Regions from separate parts of the Homo sapiens genome. Here region 2 is linked to region 1. A link is an interaction called in ENCODE POLR2A ChIA-PET data of the cell type or tissue named here. Cell type or tissue: PC-9. All regions are shown on one strand. Each heading gives the region's core, and the rest is flanking DNA. Links, peaks and the distances in the headings are about the cores only. Region 1 overlaps SLC25A17 (solute carrier family 25 member 17). Region 2 overlaps RANGAP1 (Ran GTPase activating protein 1).

The links. ChIA-PET counts read pairs that join two places held together with the same protein. Peaks named below come from ENCODE experiments on the same cell type or tissue, not always from the same donor. Only the 100,000 strongest peaks of a DNase experiment are listed, where the experiment ranks them.
Region 2: POLR2A ChIA-PET joins it to region 1 with 7 read pairs; 2 of 35 experiments call an interaction of 5 or more read pairs at or near these places.

What each region holds. Positions count from the first base shown.
Region 1 is chr22:40,761,856-40,773,108 of GRCh38, forward strand. It overlaps SLC25A17 (solute carrier family 25 member 17), which reads right to left. Exons shown (of 9, transcript NM_006358.4): 9 at 7,775-9,126. The coding sequence ends at 8,979. Among named protein-coding and RNA genes, the nearest start is that of MIR4766, 46 kb to the right of the region's middle. RefSeq lists a silencer at 3,143-3,242. In PC-9, for the core only: no CTCF peak of the experiment used is centred there; a DNase peak (open chromatin) is centred at 5,326.
Region 2 is chr22:41,262,238-41,273,490 of GRCh38, forward strand. RANGAP1 (Ran GTPase activating protein 1) reads right to left here. Exons shown (of 16, transcript NM_002883.4): 4 at 5,860-5,919; 5 at 2,427-2,606. Among named protein-coding and RNA genes, the nearest start is that of MIR6889, 15 kb to the left of the region's middle. RefSeq lists enhancers at 1,883-2,758, 9,750-10,250. In PC-9, for the core only: no CTCF peak of the experiment used is centred there; no DNase peak of the experiment used is centred there; H3K27ac peaks cover 269 bases.

The sequences.
Region 1 (11,253 bases), core at 3,717-7,716:
AAAACAACAAAAAACAGACAGGTTGGACTTCATGAAAATTTAAAAATGCGTACATCAAAAGACACTATCAACAGAGTAAAAAGGCAACCCACAGAATGGGAGAAAATATTTGCAAATCATACGTCTGATAAGAGATTAATATCTAGAATATATAGAGAATTCCTAAAACTCAACAACAAAAAAACACTTGATTCAAAAACAGGCAAATAACTTTTTTTTTTTAAATTCTGAGTTGGCTCACTAGGGAGTAGGCAAGTGACTTGGATAGACATTTCCCCAAAGAAGATATACAAATGGCCAATAAGCAAATGAAGAGATACTCATTATCACTAATCATTAGGGAAATGCAAATCAAAACGACAATGAGATACCACCGCACACCCCGTTACGATGGCTACTATCAAAAAAGCAGAAAATAATAAGCGTTGATGAGGATGTGGAGAAATTGGAACCCTTGTGCACTGTTGGTGGGAGCGTAAAATGGTGCAGCTGCCATGGAAGAGTACGGTGATTCCTCAAAAAATTAAAAATAGAGCTGGGCACAGTGGCTCATGCCTGTAATCCCAGCACTTTGGGAGGCTGAGGTGGGTGGATCACCTGAGGTCAGGAGTTTGAGACCAGCCTGGCCAACATGGTGAAACCTTGTCTCTACTAAAAATACAAAAATTAGCCAGGTGTGGTGGCGGGCACCTGTAATCCCAGCTACTTGGGAGGCTGAGGCAGGAGAATTGCTGGAACAAGGGAGGTGGAGGCTGCAGTGAGCTGAGATCGCGCCATTGCACTCCAGCCTGGGTGACAGAGCAAGACTCTGTCTCAGATAAAAAAAAAAATTAAAGATAGAATTACCATATGATCCAGCAAATTTACTTCTGGGTATGTATCCAAAAGAATTAAAAGCAAGGTTTCAAAGAGATATTTGTATACCCATGTGCACAGCAGCATTATTCACAATAGCTAAAATGTGGAAGCAACCCAAATGTCGATAGAGAAGCAAAATGTGATATATACATACAATGGAATATTATTCGACCTCAAAAAGGAAGGAAATTCTGACCTATGCTACAACATAGGTGAACCTCAAGAACATTATGCTGAGTGAAATAAGCCAGTCACAGTTAGACAATTACTGTGTGATTCCACTTAGATGAGGTACTTACGGTAGTCAAAATCATAGAGACAGAAACGAGAATGGTGGCTGCCAGAGGACAGGGGAAGGTGGGGAGTGGGGAATTAGTGTTTAATGGGTTTAGAGTTTCAGTTTTACAAGATGAAGCGTTCTAGGATGAATGGTGCTGTTGGTTGAACAATATTACAAATATATTAAATGCTTCTGAACTCTACACTTAAAAATGGTTAAGATGGGGCGGGGCGCGGTGGCTCACGCCCGTAATCCCATCACTTTGGGAGGCCGAGGTGGGCGGGTCACCTGAGGATGGGAGTTCAAGACCAGCCTGACCAACATGGAGAAACCTCGTCTCCACTAAAAATACAAAATTAGCCGGGTGTGGTGGCGCATGCTTGTAATCCCAGCTACTGGGGAGGCTGAGGTAGGAGAATCGCTTGAACCTAGGAGGCAGAGGTTGCGGTGAGCCGAGATCGTGCCATTGTACTCCAGCCTGGGCAACAAGAGTGAAACTCTGGCTCAAAAAAAAAAAAAAAAAAGATTAAGATGGTATGCCATGTGTATTTTACCACACACACACACATGAAAATTAGGAGGGGAAAAAAAAACCTCATCTAGTCTCTGTACTAGTTTCCAAGTAAACATCTCTGTATTAATCAAGATAAATCCAAGTCCAGACCTTGATAATAACAAGAATTCACAGTAAGCCTAAACTGTTCTTCCTGGTCAGTCTTCATAAAGGTAAAATGAAACAATTAATGCTATGTCTCATTATTATTATTATTTTTTTTTTTTTTTTGAGGCAGGGTCTCACTCTGTCGCCTAGCCCTATGTCTAATTTTTAAAGTACATTTAAAATTAGCCAGGCATGGTGGCTCATGTCTGTACTCCCAGCACTTTGGGAGGCCAAAGTGGGAGGATTGCTTCAGTCCAGGAGTTTGAGACCAGCCTGGGCAACATAGTAAGACCCTATCTCTACAAAAATAAATGAAATAAAATTAGATTTAATTTGTTTTTTTTTGAGACAGTCTCACTCTGTCACCCAGGCTGGAGTGCAGTGGCATGATCTCACTGCAGCCTCTGCCTCCTGGGTTCCAGTGATTCTCCTGCCTCAGCCTTCCGAGTAGCTGGGATTACAGGTGCCTGCCACCAAATCTGCCTAGTTTTTGTATTTTTAGTAGAAATGGGGTTTCTCCATGTTGGCCAGGCTGGTCTCAAACTCCTGGCCTAAAGTGATCCCCCAGCCTTGGCCTCCAAAATTGCTGGGATTACAGGCGTGAGCCACCATGCCGGTTTTTTTGTTTTTGTTTTCTTTTTTTTTGAGACAGGGTCTCGTTCTGTCGCCCAGGCTGGAGTGCGGTGGTGCGACCATGGCTCATTGCAACCTCTGCCTCCTGGGTTCAGATGTTCCTCCCACCTCAGCCTCGCAAGTAGCTGGGACTATAGGCGTGCACTACCATGGCTGGCTAATTTTTGTATTTTTTGTAGAGGCAGAGTTTTGCCATGTTGGCCAGGCTGGTCTCAAACTCCTGGGCTCACGTGATCCACCAGCCTTGGCATCCCAACGTGCTAGGGTTACAGGCATGAGCCATGACACCCGGCCTACATTTTAAATTCTTAGAGTACAAGCACCTTATCTTCTTTCCCAAGTCTACATGTAGACATAACTGCTAAGTAGAATGGGGGTCCTAATCACCCCTCCTCCCTTGTTGAAGGCCCTCTGTGACCTGATGCTGTTTCTTCTCCTCCGCTTCAATATTTGTTCAACCCAGAGGTCCAGGTTGGAAAGCTTCTGGATCTAATTCAAACCAATGCACAAATAATAAAGTATCATCCTCTTCCTACTTTGCATATGCTATTTATTTCCTGTCGAGGTCCTCCACCCACTGCTTGGTGTATTTCTAGTTCAAATGTCACCGCCTGGCCCCACAGTTCAATACAGAGTTAGGTCCCACTTCCTCATGCTCTCAAAGCAACTCCTGAACATTTACAGCACATTTCTCATCAGAACTCATCAGCGGTACAATTTTAAGTTGTTTTTGTCTGACTCCCACGCTGAACAATGACATACATGAGGGCAGAGACTATTATTCATCTGTATAATCCCAGCAATCTGCATAGTGTTTGGATATGGCAGATAATCAAAAATGATTTCTTAAATGAATATAACCTTATTCTTAGAATAGGAATTTGCAATTTAAGAAGGTCCTCCATATGACACCCACACAGGGAACCACCTGCTGGATTGGCCATCCAATTTGCCAATGGGTTCTATAGAAACCACAGCAAAACAAGAATGAGGTGCACGTGACACAATTACATCAATAGTGCCCTTAGGGTAGATCATTTTGGTGACTCCAATTAAAGAATAAATGAAGATAAATAAATAAATACATTTCTAATTAAAGAAATAAATGAAGGTTACTTTTTTTTTGCGGGGGATGGAGTCTTGCTGTCACCCATGCTGGAGTGCAGTGGCATGATCTCGGCTCACTGCAGCCTCTGCCTCCTTGGTTCAAGCTATCCTCCCGCCTCAGCCTCCCAAGTAGCTGGGATTACAGGCGCCTGCCACCACACCGCTAATTTTTCTATTTTTAGTAGAGACAGGGTTTCACCATGTTGGTTGGGCTGGTCTTGAACTCCTGACCTCAGGTGATCTACCCACCTTGGCCTTCCAAAGTGCTGGGATTACAGGCGTGAGCCACTGCACCCGGCCTAGATGGCTTACTTTTAAGGACATCTGAAGAATGTAGTATGGCAGGGTAAAAAGAGCCTCAACTAGGAATCCCTACCCCTATTCATGAGGTGTGTGACTATAGATAAATTACCCTTTAAGCTTCAACTACTTCACCTGTTAATGGGAATAAACCCCATACGCTGGAGTTGTTACAAGGATATCAAGATGTACATAGGCCGGGCGCGGTGGCTCAAGCCTGTAATCCCAGCACTTTGGGAGGCCGAGGCGGGCGAATCATGAAGTCAGGAGTTCGAGACCATGATGTTCGAGACCAGGAGTTCGAGACTGGCTAACATGGTGAAGCCCCATCTCTACTAAAAATAGAAATAAATTAGCCGGGCGTGGTGGTGGGCACCTGTAGTCCCAGCTACTCAGAAGGCTGAGGCAGGAGAATGGCTTGAACCCGGGAGGCGGAGCTTGCAGTGAGCCGAGATCGCACCACTGCACTCCAGCCTGTGTGACAGAGCGAGACTCTGTCTCAAAGAAAAAAACAAAAGATGTATGTAAATTAATTGTGACTAGCATTTAGTGGGCATTCAATTTCTTGTATAGAAGTTTCAGTACCCACTCTCATGCTCTGTAACTAGTTTCAAACAGAGTTCTCCTTCCTTTTCAATGTCATTACAGACTGAATCCATTTGCTGGGTCCCACAGTTCACTGTCCAGTATGTACTTGCCACACATTTTTTGAACATCTCTTTTGAGTGTTGTGGTAGGCACTGGTCTCTCCCTTTCCTTGACTCTCATACCAACTCCTAATTTCTTTTTCACTCTGTCTTTAAATAGTAGCTTTCCTTCTTCTCCACTTAGCCCCTAGAAAACTTTTTTTCTTGCTCATTAAGCCCACTGAATACACTTTTCAGGGGCAACAAGTATATCCCAGAAAGATCAGCACTAACCTTCAATTTATATAGTAATAAAAGCCCTCCCACTGCTCCTATGAAGGCAAAACAAAACAAAACAATCAGGGTCTCAATCAGCCACTTTTTTGTGGTGGGTGGGGGGTGCGGGGTATAGGTTCTTGCTCTGTCACCCAGGCTGGAGTGCTGTGGTGCGACCATGGTTCACTGCAACCTCCGCCTCCTGGGCTCAAGCGATCCTCTTACCTCAGCCTCCCAAGAAGCTAGGACAACAGGCATGAGCCGTGGTGCCCAGCTGATTTTTTTTTTTTTTTAAGTAATTGAGACGGGGTCTTACTATGTTGCCCAGGCTGGTCTCGAAGTCCTGGACTCAAGTGATCCTCCTGCCTTCGCCTCCCAAAGTGTTGGGATTACAGGCGTGAGCCCTGGTGCCTGGCCTCAATCAGCCACTTTTAGTGCTATTCTCATGAATATCCTACAAATGAGGCTTTGTGTATGTTGGGTATTCTGGTGACATTCCACACTGCCAGGCAAGTAATTAATTCACTTGCCCAGAGAAGGGCTCTCCTTAGGTGTGTGGCATTTGGCTCCTCAAGTCACCATTCTTTAGCTTTTCAAAAGAGCCAAGGTGAGTCACTAGCTCAATCAGTGATGTTGCCATTAAACCAGTTCATGTTTTACTGATTAACTGATAAGTGTTTGGGAAACTTGACTACTAAATAAAATATAAAATTACTGGATTTGGCTCCTTTTTTGAGAAGATACAACAAAGGAAGGCTCCCAAAAAAGAAACGTTCACAATTAAAACAAACGGGAAGATTGAGAGGTCATCATTTCTACTTGACAGATGAAGACCTGGAAGCTCAAAAAGGTCAAGTGATCTGTCTGTAGCCACAAATGCTAATAAAGTGACAGAATGAAAACTGGGACCAGGTCTGGCTCAAAATCCAGAGTGCCTTCCACTAAATCACAGATACATCTATTCAAATAGCCATATCCCTAACCAGTAACAATGATATCATAATAGTTGTTGCTAACATTTATCTAGCTCTTCTCATGTGGCAAGTACCGGGCTAAGCGACTTACGTGTATGATCTCATTTAATCCTCACAATCCCCCTATGAGGTAGGTTTATCAAGATCTCCGTTTCGCCAGGCGTGGTGGCTCACGCCTATAATCCCAGCACTTTGGGAGGCCAAGGTGGGCGGATCACCTGAGGTTGGGAGTTTGAGACCAGCTTGACCAACATAGGGAAACCCTGTCTCTACTAAAAATACAAAATTAGCTGGGCATGGTGGCGCATCCTGTAATCCCAGCTACTCGGGAGACTGAGGCAGGAGAATTGCTTGAACCCGGGAGGCGGAGGTTGCGGTGAGCCGAGATTGTGCCATTGCACTCTAGCCTGGGCAACAAGGGCGAAACTCCATCTCAAAAAAAAAAACCTCCATTTCATAATTGAGGAAATCAAGTTTCATAAAAGTTCAGTAATTGCTTTGTTACCACAGCTGGTAAGGAGTAGGGCAAGTTTGCACCTAGGTCTAATTCCAGAACCCATTCTCTTAATCATTACAGTAGATTGCAGGAAACTAAAACTCTAGTCCTGCTTCCAAAGCGGCAAGTCATTTGAGAGTTTTCTCTCAATTTCCTTGTCAATTAAATGGGGATATTGTTACTTGTCCTTACCTATTTCACAGAAATATTAGGATTATAAAATGAGAAAGTATATAAGCTTTCAAAAGGGAAATTGCTATATACATCTAGGTACTGTCTAAAGTTTCACTCAGATCTTCCCTATTCCACAGTCATAAAGGGATTTGGCTGACATCATTAGCTCTCAAACATCCTCTGAAGTGGGTAGTATTATCTCCACTTATCAAACAGCAAATTACAAAGAGATGGCGTAAAATGCTAGTCAGCAACAGAGCTGGGAATAAAACCCAAGATTTCTAACTCCCATTGAATATGTTCTTATGCTAGATCTATTTCTGCATTTCATACTTAACTGTACAACAGACAAGGGTAGAAATATTACAGTGCCCACTTCAAAACACATATTAAATACTTACAGAAATTACATTTTCTACTGCTGTGACACTAATACAATCCCTAAGGTTCTTAATCCTCATATTCTAGAGAAATTGCACAAAGTATCAAAAATAAAAAATTCCCATTTCCCTAGTACAGACTTCAGCTCTTTAGTTTCCTCAAACAACTTATTATTAACCAATGGTTATAAAACTAGGTGGGTTACTAACTAGTTTCAACTAGTGAGTTTGTAAATTTCCATAAGGAACATAACCCTCAATGTTAAATTGTTTCCTCATAAAATCAGAAAAAGAGAAGCATCAAATACATTCTCACATCATAAATACCTAATACAGCTATATAATTCGAACTGGAAATTATCCTAACAGACCAACTCACAATATTCTGAGCTCAAAATTCAAGTTCCAAAGGGAACGGCATAATTAAAACAATAATGAAAATACACATGACACCTTTATGATCATTTTTCTCCTATACAGAAATCAAAATAATTTTGTACTTCCCACTCAAGGTCTGCCACAGGCACACAAAAACCTTAAAGTAAAATTAAAAAATAGAAAAAACAATTCTGTCTTCAATTCTCTGACTTAAATAGGGGATGAATGTTCAGTCTTCTTCCCAGATTATTAGCTCCTGCTAATTTTTGTTTGCTAGAACAATGCAATGATCTTTAACAATCATATACTTTGAAATTACCACAGGGACTAAAGAGAGGAAATAAGAGAAGGAAATTTCCACTCTCAAAATTGAACTAAATCCTTAATAATGAAGTATTTCATTATTACTCTCTCTGACTAAATCATGGACTTACAAATGAAAAACCCGCCATTTTGTCATAGGGACAAAAAGGAAGTCATAGAAATCCAAAGAACCGCTCTGCTAATGTCAAGTGAATTTGCTTCCTGAGTGGGTCGAGATATCTAAATCCACTCCTGGCCGCATAATAAAAGCCTTACCACCTTAACAACGTGCTGTGAGGTGAAAGCAAAAGATGACATACGACTCCTAGATTTTTCAGAGGTTGTTTTAATACATTAATCTCTTTCCTTTGAGAAAAATCTTTATCTTGATGTCTATAATCGAAACCAATCACTTCTTCTCATGGGTCAGGGGTCCTATGGTCTCCTGAACTTTAATGTGGCTGTGAATCACCTGGGAATGTTAAAATACGGAACAGGATTCAGAAACTCTGGGTTGCGTGCCCAGCAAGCTCTCAGCTTGTGGCAGTACTACCGTCTGATGGACCACACTGAGCAACAGGACTCTAAGGAAGGTTTCCAAATGAAATAACCTCAACCAGATGTTTATTTTCAAAATATACGGCCTACACCAAGTTTATAAAGGGAGATAATATCCAGACCTCAACAAGATATCTGCTCCCCTTCTCATTTTTGTGATTTTTCCCATCTGGTTGCAAACTCAACGTAATACCTTAATAAAGAGCAATTTTCAAGAATATCTTTTTTGTGCTGACCATTTATTGGGACTTGACTGACCAGGGCTTGTAAGAATGGACACAAAACTTCAAGTCTTTCGTAATGAAAGGATTGATTCAAAATAAATATTCTAAAAATTATGTCAAACACTAATGAATAAGTGACATTTACAAATAGTTTATAAGAGAATCATTTGGGTGAACAATTTTCATTTCACAAAATAAATAGCTCATATCCAAAAAAGACACCTCTCCTTAAGCAGGGAAAAAAAAGCCCAACAAAAATAAAGTCATGCCCGTGGCACAGCCCTAATGTTAGTTTTAGGGAGGAAAACACCAACACTGAGACATACAAAAGTATTTGAGGAGAATTACATGTTATTAAATTTGTCCTAGAACCTGGGGGAGAGTTCAGGGAAAGAGAACAGCTGGTATATTTAAGAAAGATTTAAATAGAAAACATTACACATGAGAGCAAAATAGTCCATTTCTCTTAAGAAAACCAATAAACACTCACAAACTTTCATTTTTAGGTTTTCAGCAATGTTTTTTTCACATTAGTCCAACTGCCACCCCAAAATCCAACCAGCCAGCATGACAATTAAGGTGACAACAGGTCCAGTTGGCCATACTCCCTGTGCACCCTTGGATGCTTTTCAAGCCAATGAGGGTAACATTTGTGGTGGCAGGAGCCAGAGTCAAGGGAGAATCACTTCTCTTCACTCAGGAGGAAACCTCCCTCTTGAGCATCTTCGGAATTTTTCATGGGAAGGCGTCTCAGTGTTGGTGTGCACGCTTCAGCCCCATAACTGTGAAGGTGGCAGCTGTCAGTTTCTCATAAACAAGGAACATGAGAGCAGCAGTGAGGACTGTCTGCAGCAGTTTGGCTTCAAGGCCTTTGTAGAGTCCCATTATTCCAAAACGTCTAAAGGGAAAGAGGTTTGAAAAAACAGAAGTCAGCTCCTGCATCAGAGAACATGCTACCTAGATAGCTACTTTGATAAGAACAAGCAATAGAGGTTTTAGATTTCAACACAGACTTCTGTTGTCAAAGTACTTTCCTTTTTTTGAGACGGAGTCTCGCTCTGTCGCCCAGGCTGGAGTGCAGTGGCGCGATCTCGGCTCACTGCAAGCTCCGCCTCCCGAGTTCATGCCATTCTCCTGCCTCAGCCTCCCTAGCAGCTGGGACTAGAGGCACCCGCCACGACACCAGGCTAATTTTTTTTTGTATTTTTAGTGGAGATGGGGTTTCACCATGTTAGCCAGGATGGTCTCGATCCCCTGACCTCGTGATCTGCCCGCCTCAGCCTCCCAAAGTGCTGGGATTACAGGTGTGAGCCACCGTGCCAGGCCCTAGTTTTTGGTTCTTACAAATAATGTCTTAAATTTGGAAGCAAGCTACATGTCCATCAACAGATAAATGGATAAAGAAAATGTGGTACTTATACAAAATGCAGTACTATTCAGCCATCAAAAAGAATGAGAGTTTGTTGTTTGTAACAACATGGATGGAACTGGAGGTCATTCTGCTAAGTGAAACAAACCAGGCACAGAAAGACAAATATCGCATGTTCTCACTTATTTGAGGGACCTAAAAATCAAAACAATTGAACTCATGGAGATAAAGGTAGAAGGATGGTTACCAGAGACTACTGGGAAGAGTAGTGGCGGGGGGAAGGTGGGGATGGTTAATAGGTACAAAAATAGATAGTTTGAATAAGACCTAGTATTTGCTAGCACAACAGGTGACTATAGTCAATAATAATTTAATTGTACATTTAAAAATAACTAAAAGAGTATAATAGGACTGTTTGTAACAAAAAGAATAAATGTTTGAGAGGATAGATACCCCATTTTCCATGATGTGATTATTATGCTTTGCATGCCTGTATCAAAACATCTCACATACCTCAAAAATATATACCTACTATGTACCCACAAAAATCAAAAATTAAAAAATTAAAAAAAAAAAAACAAAGCCATTATTAACATTTGTATACAAGCTTTTGTGTAGACATATGCCTTCATTTCTCTTGGGTAAATACCCTGAAGTGGATGGCTGGGTCCTATAATAGGTGTGGTATATAAAAATTTTTAAAGAAAATGCCAAATTGCCTTCCAAAGCAGCTGTACCATTCTATATTCCCACCAGCAGCATAAGAAAGTAAGTTCTGGTTGCTCCAACATCCCTCCCAATACTTGATATAGTGAGTATTTATTTTTTACTTTATACATATTCTTTGTCTTTTATTTTATTTTATTTTTTGATAGAAGGTCTCACTCTGTTGCTCAGGCTAGAGTGCAGTGGCACAATCACAGCTCACTGCAGCCTCGACCTCCTGGGTTCAAGCAATCCTTCCACCTCAGCCTCCTGGGTAGCTGGGACTACAGGCAGGCACCAGGATGCCTAGCTAATTTTTTATTTGTGTAGAGACGGGGTCTCACTATGTTGCCCAGGCCAGTATCAAACTCCTGAGCTAAAGCGATCTGCCTGCCTTGGCCTCCTAAAGTGCTGGGATTATAGGTGTGAGCCACCACGCCCAGCCTAATTTTGTCTTTTAGTCCCTTGAATGTTCTTTTTTTTTTTTTATTTTTTTTATACAAGGTCTTGCCTCTTTAGCCCAGGCTGGAGTACAGTGGTGCCATCATAGCTCAGTACAGCCTCAATCTGCCGGGCTCAAGTGAATCTCCTGCTTCAGCCTCGTGTGTAGCTGTGATTACAGGTTTGTGCCACATGCTTGGCTAATTTTGTAAATATTTTTTGTAGAGACAGGGTCTCACTACTTTGCCCAGGCTGGTCTTGAACTCCTGGCCTCAAGCTATCCTCCTGTCTCAGCCTTCCAAAGTGTTGGGATTACAGGCATGAGCCACTTTGCCTGGCTGCATATTTTATTTTAATAATAAATTTATTTTCAAAGTATCTTGTATCTAGGAACAGTAATAAAGTTATAAGAGCTTTTGCTTCAAAGGAGGTCCCTGACTTATCTGACTTCACTAAGTGTCAGTTTCTTTAAATGAAACAGGAAATGACAATAGTTCTTAACTCACAGAG
Region 2 (11,253 bases), core at 2,344-6,343, 500 kb after region 1:
TCTACCCTGGTTACACCATTAGGAAAAGCACTGAAAAACGGAGACTGACCGATGGGAATCAGAGCCCATGGTAAATGCGACATAAAAGAATCACGAGCGAGTGCACCGAGAGAAGTGATATTTGCAGAACACCTGATGTTTGCAGAGCACCTGCTAGGGCCTGGGCATCCTTGGCATATTTTCTTGTTTCAACCTCAACACCAGCCTGGGAGGCAGGCAGGATTGGCCGTACTTTACAGATGAGGAAGCTGAGGCTCTGAGAGATGAGTGAATTGGCCAAGGTCACCCGGTAAGTATTTAGCAAAGCCGCACATGGCGGGTGGGTTGGCCTAACTCCTGGCATGAGACTGCACACAGCCATCCTTGAGGAACAGAAGAGCCAGCACCTGCCTGACTCCACGGTGGTGATGGTGGATCACGCACACACGATCACGCACACACTCAGGGTAGAGACATCAAACTTCTGCCAAAGACCAGCCTCTGAGGAAGCTACTCAGCAGCAGCAGCCGACTGCTAGGTCACCCCCATTCTCCCAGATTCCCTGGAGGCCACGTGGTGATGGCCTTAGCTCCTGCAGGAGTCCAACTTGGGTATGGAGAGTTCTCAAGCACAGGGCCATGCCTCTTGCCCCACCAACTCCTCTGGGCCCTTCTATTCTCATGGTGCATGGCACAGAAACCACACTAAACACACTGCCCAGAAGAAAAAGATTCCAAAGGACCTGCAGGCCTTGGTTAGACACCCAGACCATGGCGTCTGAGCTCCCAAGAGGCATAGGTCAGCAAGGCCGAGACCCAGAGACCTAATCAAATCAGTGGTCAGGGAGGCACAGAGAACCATCAATCAAACTCCAGGGTAGGCCTGTCTGCCCAGGAGGCCCTCTGGTCCTGGGTCCAAAACTCATTCCCCAACTCACCCCATTACAAGTATAGGACAGGCCAGACAACTCCTGGCCAGTAGGAAAGCTCCCTGAGCCTCAGTTTCCAGGCACTGCTGGGCAGGAGAAGGGAAGTAATGGAAGGAAAACCGAAGCATTTTGCTAGAATAGAGTCTCTGGCTCTCCCAGCGTATGCCACTCACTCTAGGTTGGGCCACGCCTGCTTTCTGTGCTGACGCAAACGTTTTTATATGTTTCTGTTTGTTTGTTTGTTTGTTTGTTTTTTTGAGACGGAGTTTTGCTCTTGTTGCCCAGGCTGGAGTGCAGTGGCGCCATCTCGGCTCACTGCAACCTCCACCTCCCGGGTTCGAGCAATTCTCCTGCCTCAGCCTCCCGAATAGCTGGGACTACAGGCACCTGCCACCACACCCAGCTAATTTTTGTATTTTTAGTAGAGATGGGGTTTCACCATGTTGGCCAGGCTGGTCTCGAACGCCTGACCTCAGGTGATCTGCCCGACTCGGCCTCCCAAAGTGCTGGGATTACAGGCATGAGCCACTGCACCACCGTGCCCGGCCCATTTTTACATCTTAACACAGGGATAGCTTATTGCCCAAGTGGACTTGGGGGAGGGCTGGCTAAGGCAGGCACAGAGCCTGCCCCTGCTCACCCTCACGTCAGGCCGAGGGACACAGGCACCCTCTGCAGGGGAGGCCACTCCAGCTCCTCAGCCTGGGGCTCCATGGGCCTCACAGCACTAGCTATGTGATCCACTCCACCCCATCTCTCTAAGCCTATGCTGAGTCATGTGGAAAAACTGGGATGGCATCAGCCACCTTTCAGTGTGGGTGGGAAAAGTTAAGGTATTGCATATTCAAATAAGATATCCCCAACTGCTGTTACTTCTGTGTCCCCAGCCCTTTTCTCCCTTTGGTTAGAAAGTGTGTGTAGGGGTTGCAGCCTGGCACTCAGTGTCCTCCAACCCTGGGTCTAAAGGCACTGGGATGGAGTTGGAAGAGAATAATACGGCAGGCCGCCCTTGATGCAGGTTCTGGGAAGCAAAGAAGCTCCACTCTACACTGACCAGCCCAACGTGAAGCTCTACACTGACCTTGCCTGAGGACACCTCCCTGGGCAAGGCCCTGTCTAGGAATAAAGGTGAGCTGTGACGGTGCCCCCCCTGAGCATATGCTCCTCTTTTCAGACTCCCTCTGCCTATGTGCCAGGCTCTACCAGCTGCTCTGCGGGTACAGTGAGTATAGGGATGCCCCAAGCCCTGAGTTTTGCAGAGCCAGCAGGCTGGAGCAGGTATGCAGTGGCACTCCCTCTGCGTTGCCAAGCCAACCCAAGAACTGGGGATGGTTGCTTGGCAACCCCACCCTCATGGACGCCTCTACCCTCCGGCCACAGGCTGTTGCCTTTGAGGCCTTTCTCTTTTGAAAACAACGGCTGACCATCCCAGATGGTGGTGGCCAAGGGCCAGGGCACATATGTCAGACGGATGTGGATGGACCAGGGGACTCTGCGGGGAGGGGGCTGCCACACCCACCTTGCCGCCGCCAATGCCCATGCCACAGTTGTTGAGCTTGAGTTCCTGCAGGGTGAAGCAGGCTGAGCTCTTGAGCAGGGCCTCGAAGCCTTGCACACCGTCGGGCCCGAATGCGTTGTCGCTTAAGTCCAGCTCCACCAGCTGAGCCCCAGCTGTGATGAGTCCTTCCCCTAGTGAGATCTGGGCACAGAGGAAGCTCGTGTCAGTTTCATAGACACCCAGCTTCTGTGCTGGGTGCTGCTTCTGTGCCAGGCCCAGCTCTGCCTTCCAAGGACACCCCGGCTGGTGCAGAACCAACACAGACACAAACCATTTCAGTATTCTTAAGACTGGAAACCCTGCAAAGGGCTCCTAACAGCTGGAGAGTGGGGGATGCGTATGCCTGGAGTGGCCCGGGAAGGCTCCTTGTAAGAGGTGGCATTTGGACTTAGTCTGGATGAGAATCAGCTAGTCAACATGAAAAGACTCCAGGCAGCTGAAAAAACAGGAGCAGAGAGACATAAGCATGAAGCAGCAGGCTGTGAGCCTGGAGGAAAGCTGTGGGTAGGCTCCAGAAGAAGCCGTGGCATGGGCTTTGGGTGGAAGGGAAGTGAGGGGTCAGATCAGGCAAGAGCCTTGAATGCCAGGCCAAGGACTGTGAGCCTCAGCCTGAGAGCAGTGGGCTTTGAGGTGGCTGAGGGATATGGAATTAATATCCCCAGACCTGAGGTGAGCAGATGCACAGAAAGGGGGGCTGGAGTGCCCACCCAGGAGTGTGAGGCAGCGACACTGGCAACAGAGGGGACCTGCCAGCCGGTGTGACAAGTGTGGGAGAGGAGCTGCCTGTTCATGGAGCAGGGGACATGCAGAAGCTGTTGGTTCCCTGTTCGTGCAGGAGGAGGGAGGGAGGAACCACAAATGCCTCCAGGGTTTCTGGTGGTGACTGGCAGATGGAGGTGGCCATCTCTAAGCCACGGCCAGGATCAGCTTTGACAGGGTGATTTGAAGCTCTCCTGGAAACCTCCTGGGCTGGGGAGAGCTACATTCCCTCACCCCACCAGGAGAAATGGTCAGAGAGGAGGCTCTGCCAGAGACTGGGTCAGAAATGGGGCTGAGCAGGTGGTCCATGGGGGCAGGAATGTGGAAGGGAGACTTTCTGCCCTCACCCTGGCCACAGATATGGCAGATGAGGCAGTTTCTACCATCCTCCCACCACTCAGTAAGCAAAAGGCAATGTGTCCTCTCGTTGCCCTACCCACAGAAAGCCTAGCCCCTGGTGGCTGGGTGCGGTGGCTCACGCCTGTAATCCCAGCACTTTGGGAGGCCAAGGTGGGCGGATCACGAGGTCGGGAGATCGAGACCATCCTGGCTAACACAGTGAAACCCCATCTCTACTAAAAATACAAAAAATTAGCCGGGCATGGTGGCGGGCGCCTGTAGTCCCAGCTACTTGGGAGGCTGAGGCAGGAGAATGGCATGAACCCGGGAGGCGGAGCTTGCAGTGAGCCGAGATCGTGCCACTGCACTCCAGCCTGGGAAACAGAGTGAGACTCCGCCTCAAAAAAAAAAAAAAAGCCTAGCCCCTGGCGATCTGGCCTCAACTGACCTCTAGCTGCTCAAACACCCTGTGCCTACTCCACCACATGCCATCTTCTAACCCCAAATTCTCTTATCCCCCTCTTAAGATTTATTCTCACGATTGGGAACATAGAGATAAGAATACTTTCTCTTCCCCATTCCTACAGAGTCAAGTAAAAGAAAACAAAAACCAAAAGAATACCTTCTGAAAGCTCAGGGAAATGAAATGCTAAAATTTAGGCAAAACTTGCACAGTGAGAATTCCACAGTGAGTATGCAAAAGAGAGTTCTCTTCACCATCTTTTCTGACTTGAAATTCTTTTTTTTTGAGATGGAGTCTCGCTTTCTCTCACCCAAGGTTGCAATGCAATGGCACAATCTCAGCTCACTGCAACCTTCACCTCCCAGGTTCAAGTGATTCTTCCGCCTCAGCATCCTGAGTAGCTGGGATTACAAGGCCCCTGCCATCACGCCCAGCTAATTTTTGTACTTTTGTAGACACAGGGTTTCAGCATGTTGGCCAGGCTGGTCTCCAACTCCTGACCTCAGGTGATCCACGTGCACCGCCCCCCACCTTGGCCTCCCAAAATGCTGGGATTACAGGCGTGAGCCACTGCGCCTGGCCTAACTTGAAATTCTTTAACATGCAATCACTGAAATGAATTTCCTTTTTTTTTTGAGACGGAGTCTTGCTTTGTCACCCAGGTTGGAGTGCAGTGGCATGATCTTGGCTCACTGCAACCTCCACCTCCTGGGTTCACGCAATTCTCCTGCCTCAGCCTCCCAAGTAGCTGGGACTACAGGCAGGTGCCACCATGCCAGCTAATTTTTGTATTTTTAGTAAGACGGGGTTTTGCCATGTTGGCCAGGCTGGACTTGAACTCCTGACCTCAAGCGATCTGCCCGCCTCGGCCTCCCAAAGTGCTGGGATTATAGGCGTGAGCCACCACGCCTGGCCAGAAATGAATTTTCTTAACCTACATTCCAAATCCTAGCCTCACAAGCCAGGTGCAGTGGCACGCACCTGTAATCCCAGCTACTTGGGAGGCTGATGCGGGAGGACTGTTTGAGCCCAGGAGTTCAAGACCAGCCTGGGCAACAGAGCAAGACCCTGTCTTTAAAAAAAAATAAAAGGAGGTTGGGCGCAACCAGGGTGAGGGGCTCAGTAACATCAATGTGCACACTCATCACTGACCAGAAACCTGCACCCTCAGGGCCTGCCGTGTGCAGCCCCGTGCCAGGAGGACACACTGAGAGGCTGCCGACCACCAGCCCTGCCCTCTTCCCTTGGCCAGGCATGCCTTTCTGTGTTCTGTGTTGCCTCTTTCTATTTCCTTCCACACATATGCACTCAGAGACTGGGAACTCGACCCAAGCCAGTCTGAGCCCTGGGAATGAAGAAATGGGAAGCCACCCATGACGGGCACAAACCAAAGCAGACAGTGGTACGGAGAAAGGGAGGAGCCAGAGAAAGATGGGGACGGCTACATGGGCTGTGTGCAGAGAAGTCATGAAGGAGCAGGACTGCGAGGTGCAGGAAGGGGTTGCCAGGAAAGGCGGGGCAATCATATTGGGGTGAAATCCACAGTCAACCAAGCCAAGCAGCTCAGGAGGACCCAGGAGTGCATGGTCTCAGCTCTCCCACCTCCCTGAAGTCCCCACCCTTAGGGTTCCTCCCCTGTCAGTCTCTGTGCTCCCACCCTCCCCTCCTGTCAGGACACAGGGCACGTGCTGGACTTGCCGGGCTTCCATTCCAGCAGCTCAGTCACCCACAGGGCTAATCTTAGGCTCCAGAAAGAATAAAGCATGAGAAAAGCCCTGGGAATTGCCAAAGAGGGCCTTGCGCGTGGAGGGGAAGAGCGGCTAGTTCGCTTACCAGGGCTGGTGGGATCTCGGTCCGCAGCCTTCCCGTGAACATGTCACTCCAGTGGCAGCGCTGCAACGGAAAGAAGAGAAGAGTTAGCGGGAGAGAGACCCCTGGAGGCCCATAGTGAAGCCTCATCCTGGTGGATTTGAACTACCAGAGCATCACAAGACTTTTTTCTTTTTTTTGAGACGGAGTTTCGCTCTTGTTGCCCAGGCTGGAGTGCAGTGGCGCGATCTCAGCTGATCACAATCTCCACCTCCCGGGTTCAAGCAATTCTCCTGCCTAAGCCTCCGGAGTAGCTGGGATTACAGACGTCCACCACTATGCCTGGCAAATTTTGTATTTTTAGTAGAGACAGGGTTTCTCCATTTTGGTCAGGCTGGACTTGAACTCCCGACCTCAGGTGATCTGCCCACCTTGGTCTCCCAAAGTGCTGGGATTACAGGCATGAGCCACCGCACCTGGCCCCCAAGACTTAACTTGAGCTTTGTTTGTAAAAAGCTGGACCCATTCTGGCTGTAGTTGGTGGGACCTGGAGGCCAGTCCTCAAATCAAGAGGCCTCCAAGAGTTATTGGGGGCTCACAAGTGTCAGGAAAATCCCTGACTTGTACAACCCTCTAGGTGGACGTGTGACGTGGTTATGGATGACAGAGAAACATGAACATAAACAACACAGAATTCTACGTTGAGGGCCAGTGGCTCACGCCTGTAATCCCAGCACTTTGGGAGGCCGAGGCGGGCAGATCACTTGAGGTCAGGAGTTCCAGACCAGTCTGGCCAACATGGTAAAACCCCTTCTCTACAAAAAATACAAAAATTAGCATAGTGACGGGGACTTTTTAACAAAGGGAGAGCAAGCCTCAGGCTCAGAGCCATTAAACAGCAACAGCATCAAATAATAATTCAGTAACACTATTTTATTTCCTTTATTGTAAGGAATGTCAGCTTTCCATTCATAGAAGTGCTTTGAAATTACATGAAAGTTTGCTGTTTTCTTCGTTTTTTTTAAGAGATAGGTTCTCACTCTGTCGCCTAGGCTGGAGTGCAGTGGCAGAATCATAGCTCACTGTAACCTTGACCTCCTGGCCTCAAGTGATCCTCCCACCTTAGCCTCCACAGTACCTGCTATTACAGGCATGTGACACCACTCCTGGTATGATTCAAAGAAAGTATTAGGCAATTCATAAAGATAGTAGATTGGTAGTTACCAGAGGCCTGGAAGGTTAGAGGGAGGGGAGGCTGAAGAAAGGTTAATTAATGGAGACAAGTATAAAGTTGGAAGAAATAAGACCTAGTGTTCAATAGGTCAACAGGGTAACTATTGTTTACATTAATCTATTATATATTTCAAAATACCTAGAAGATGCCGGGCATGGTGGCTCACACCTGTAATCCCAGCACCTTGGGAGGCGGAGACAGGCAGATCACCTGAGGTCAGGAGTTTGAGAGTAGCCTGGCCAACATGTCAAAACCCCATCTCTACTAAAAGTATAAAAATTAGCCGGGCATGGTGGTGCACGCCTGTAGTCCCAGCCACTCTAGAGGCCACTCATTTCAGCAAGAGAATCGCTGAAAACCGGGAGGCAGAGGTTGTGCTGAGCTGAAATTGCGCCACTACACAGCAGCCTGGGCGACACAGAAAGACTCTCTCAAAAAAAAAAAAAAAAAGCTGGAAGAGAAAAATTTGAATGTTCCTAGCATAAAGATAAATATTTAAGGTGATGGATACCTCAATTACCCTTATTTAATTTATTTATTTTTGAGACAGAGTCTCACCCTGTCGCACCCAGGCTGGAGTGCAGTGGAGCAATCTCGGCTCACTGCAATCTCCGCCTCCCAGGTTCAAGTGAGTCTCCTGCCTCAGTCTCCCAAGTAGCTGGGATTACAGGTGCCCGCTACCACGCCCAGCTAATTTTTTGTATTTTTAGTGGAGATGGGGTTTCGCCATATTGGCCAAGCTGGTCTTGAACTCTCGACCTCAGGTGATCCACCCACCTCAGCCTCCAAAAGTGCTGGGATTACAGGCGTGAGCCACCGTGCCCGGCCTATTTTATCTATTTATTTATTTTTTAAGACGGAGTTTCACTCATCGCCCAGGCTAGAGTGCAATGGCCTGATGTGGGCTCCCTGCAACCTCCACCTCCCAAGTTCAAGTGATTCTCCTGTCTCAGTCTCCAGAGTAGATGGGATTACAGGCACCCGCCACCGCGCCCAGCTAATTTTTATATATTTTTTAAGTAGAGATGGGGTTTCACCATGTTGGCCAGGCTGGTCTTGAACTCCTGACCTCAGGTGATCCACCTGCCTCAGCCTCCCAAAGTGCTGGGATTATAGGCATGAGAGCCACCATGCCCAGCCCTCCCTTATTTTTTATTTTGAGACAGGGTCTCACTCTGTCGCCCAGGCCGGGGCGTAGCCATGCAAACACGGCTCACTGCAGCCTCGACCTCCCAGGCTCAAGCCATCCTCCCACCTCAACCTCCCAAGTAGCTGGGACTACATGTGTGTACCAACACACCCAGCTAATTTTTGTATCTTTTGTAGAGTTGGGAATCTCCCTATGTTGTCCAGGCTTGTCTCAAACTCCTGGGATCACGTGATCTGCTCCCACCGTACATACTAAGGAAGCTGGTTTTTGCAGAAAAATCCGCATATCCACCAATAAAGCAGACCATGAACACACCTGGGGCCTCAGCTGTCTGCTCTACACCAGATCTGCTTAGTAGTTCCACCTGCACGTGGGTCCACAGGGCCAGGAACAGGCAGCCGGAGCCGGAGCGCCACAGTCCCTCACAACAGATACCGGCAGGTCATTCGGAACAAAGCTCCCCAAACCTAACTCTAATGAGCTGAACAGTCAGCATAGGACTCTAGGGCACACCGCCTGGCTTCCAATCCTGATTTAGCTGACTCCAGCCATCACTCCCCCTCTCCAGCCTCTGGTATCCTATCTCTGAAATGAGGTTTTAGGTCCTAATGATCTCCCACGAGAACAGCAAAGCAGTTAAGAGCTTGCTTGGGTTGGGCACATTGGCTCACGCCGATAATTCCAGCACTTTGGAAGGCCAAAGTGGGAAGACTGCTTGAGCCTAGGAGATCAAGATCAGACTGGGCAACAAAGCAAGACCCCATCATTAAAAAAAAAAAAAAAATTAGCTGGGCATTGTGGCACACACATGGTCCCAGCTACCTGGGGGGCTGAGATGGAAGGATCACTTGAGCCTGGGAGTGCAAGGCTGCAGCAAGCTATGATCATGCCACTGCACTACAGCCTGGGCAATGGCGTGAAACTGTCTCTAAAAAAAAACAAAAAAAAAAAACAAAAACGCCGGGTGCAGAGGCTCACGCCTGTAATCCCAGCACTTTGGGAGGCCGAGGCGGGCGGATCACAAGGTCAGGAGATTGAGACCATCCTGGCTAACATGGTGAAACCCGTCTCTACTAAAAATACAAAAAATTAGCCGGCATGGTGGCAGGCACCCGTAGTCCCAGCCACTTGGGAGGCTGAGGCAGGAGAATGGCATGAACCCGGGAGGCGGAGCTTGCAGTGAGCTGAGATCACGCCACTGCACTCCAGCCTGGGGACAGAGCGAGACTCCGTCTCAAAAAAAAAAAAAAAAGAGCTTGGGCTGACACCTGGACTCCACCTCAGCCTACTCCTAGTTGTGTGACTCTGGGCTACACTTCTCTCGCCCGTCAAGACCTCACTCCTCACTTGCACACTGCTGCAGCAGCAGAGAGAACCCCTCTGGCATCAGCACTACGCCCGGAACACTGGGCCATCAAGGGCAGATCCCACCCTGCCCCTGCCCTGGGCTGCTTCCTGCACAGAGGAGGGCCTAGGAGGTGGTGTGCAGTGATTCACTCGAGCCACTGCATCTGTAGCAGGCGGGAAGGTGCATGCAGCACTCCTACCGGCCAGGCTCTCCCAGGACAACCTCTGAGGAAGAAGGAAGGGCTCTATCTCCTATTTCATATAAGAGCCCAGCCTCAGAGCTGCACGCAGGGCAAGGCCACGTACGGCAAACAAGGTGGTGCTGTTAGGGCTTGATCCCATGTGCCGAAAGCAAGCTCAGCTCCTGCTGAGTCCTGTAGCCTTCAGGCCCATGGCTCCTTCATTCCTGTTCTTCACAGGTCTCGGGGAGGGCTGAGTTCTGAGTTCTTTGGTTGGAAAACATCCCAGCTTATGCTCAGGGAAAGTACAGGCCCCAGGCAGGAGAGCAGAAACAATCACTGTCTTGGTGGTTAACTTGACCATGACCTTCCTAAGGAAACAAATATGTAGTGCCACTTTGTAAACTAGTTTGCAGGCCCTTCCGGCGTGAATCCTCTCATGGCCCCCAGTCCCATATTCCTCCTCCTGCAGAAACTGGCACCACAGAGAGAACACTGATCTCAGGAGTGTGATGTGTGGCTTGGCCACATCTCTGCTATTTTTTTTTCTTTTTTTTGAGATGGAGTCTCGCTCTGTTGCTAGGCTGGAGGGCAGTGGCGTGATCTTGGCTCACTGCAACCTCTGCCTCCTGGTTTCAAGTGATTCTCCTGCCTCAGCCTCCTGAGTAGCTGGGACTACAGGCACACGCCACCACACCCAGCAAATTTTTGTATTTTGAGATGGGATTTCACCATGTTGGCCAGGATGGTCTTGATCTCTTGACCTTGTGATCTGCCCGCCTTGGCCTCCCAAAGTGCTAGGATTACAGGCGTGACCCACCAGGCCCGGCTTTTTTTTTTCTTTTTTTGAGACAGGGTCTTGCTCTGTCGCTCAGGCTGGAGTGTAGTGGTGCAATCTTGGCTCACTGAAACCACTGCCTCCCAGGCTCAAGCGATCCTCTCATCTTAGCCTCCCAAGGAGCTGGGACCATAGGTGCACACCACCATGCCGGGCTAATTTTTGTACTTTTTGTAGAGACGGGGTTTCACCATGTTGTCCAAGCTGGTCTCGAACTTCTGGGCCTTGGCCTTCCAAAGTGCTGGGATTATAGCTGTGAGCCATCGTGCCCGACTGATCGTGGCTATTTAATGAGCCCCTCTGAGCCTCAGTTCCCTTGACTTATAAATGGAGACTCAACCCAGTCTCTTCCCTGGTTGCTGTGAGCAGGCAATGACATGCAGAAGAGCCCAGCCCAACCCCAGCCATGCACATATGAAGAGACAATGCCATTCTGGAACTCTGGTCTCTCTCCCTCATGACTTTGGAATTTCAAAGAGAGGGGAATACCCAGTGACATCTCCCAACGCTTTGAACATGACACTCTTGCTTTTCTCACAGAGCGTATCAGAAGACTGGTGTTTAGGAGAACCTGTTTGGGGAACACGGGGCTAGAATAACCTGACTTGCCCTTTGCGTTGGCCAAAAAGGGCACCACTTGGATCTAACCTTCAGGAGAACTTGCCAGCCG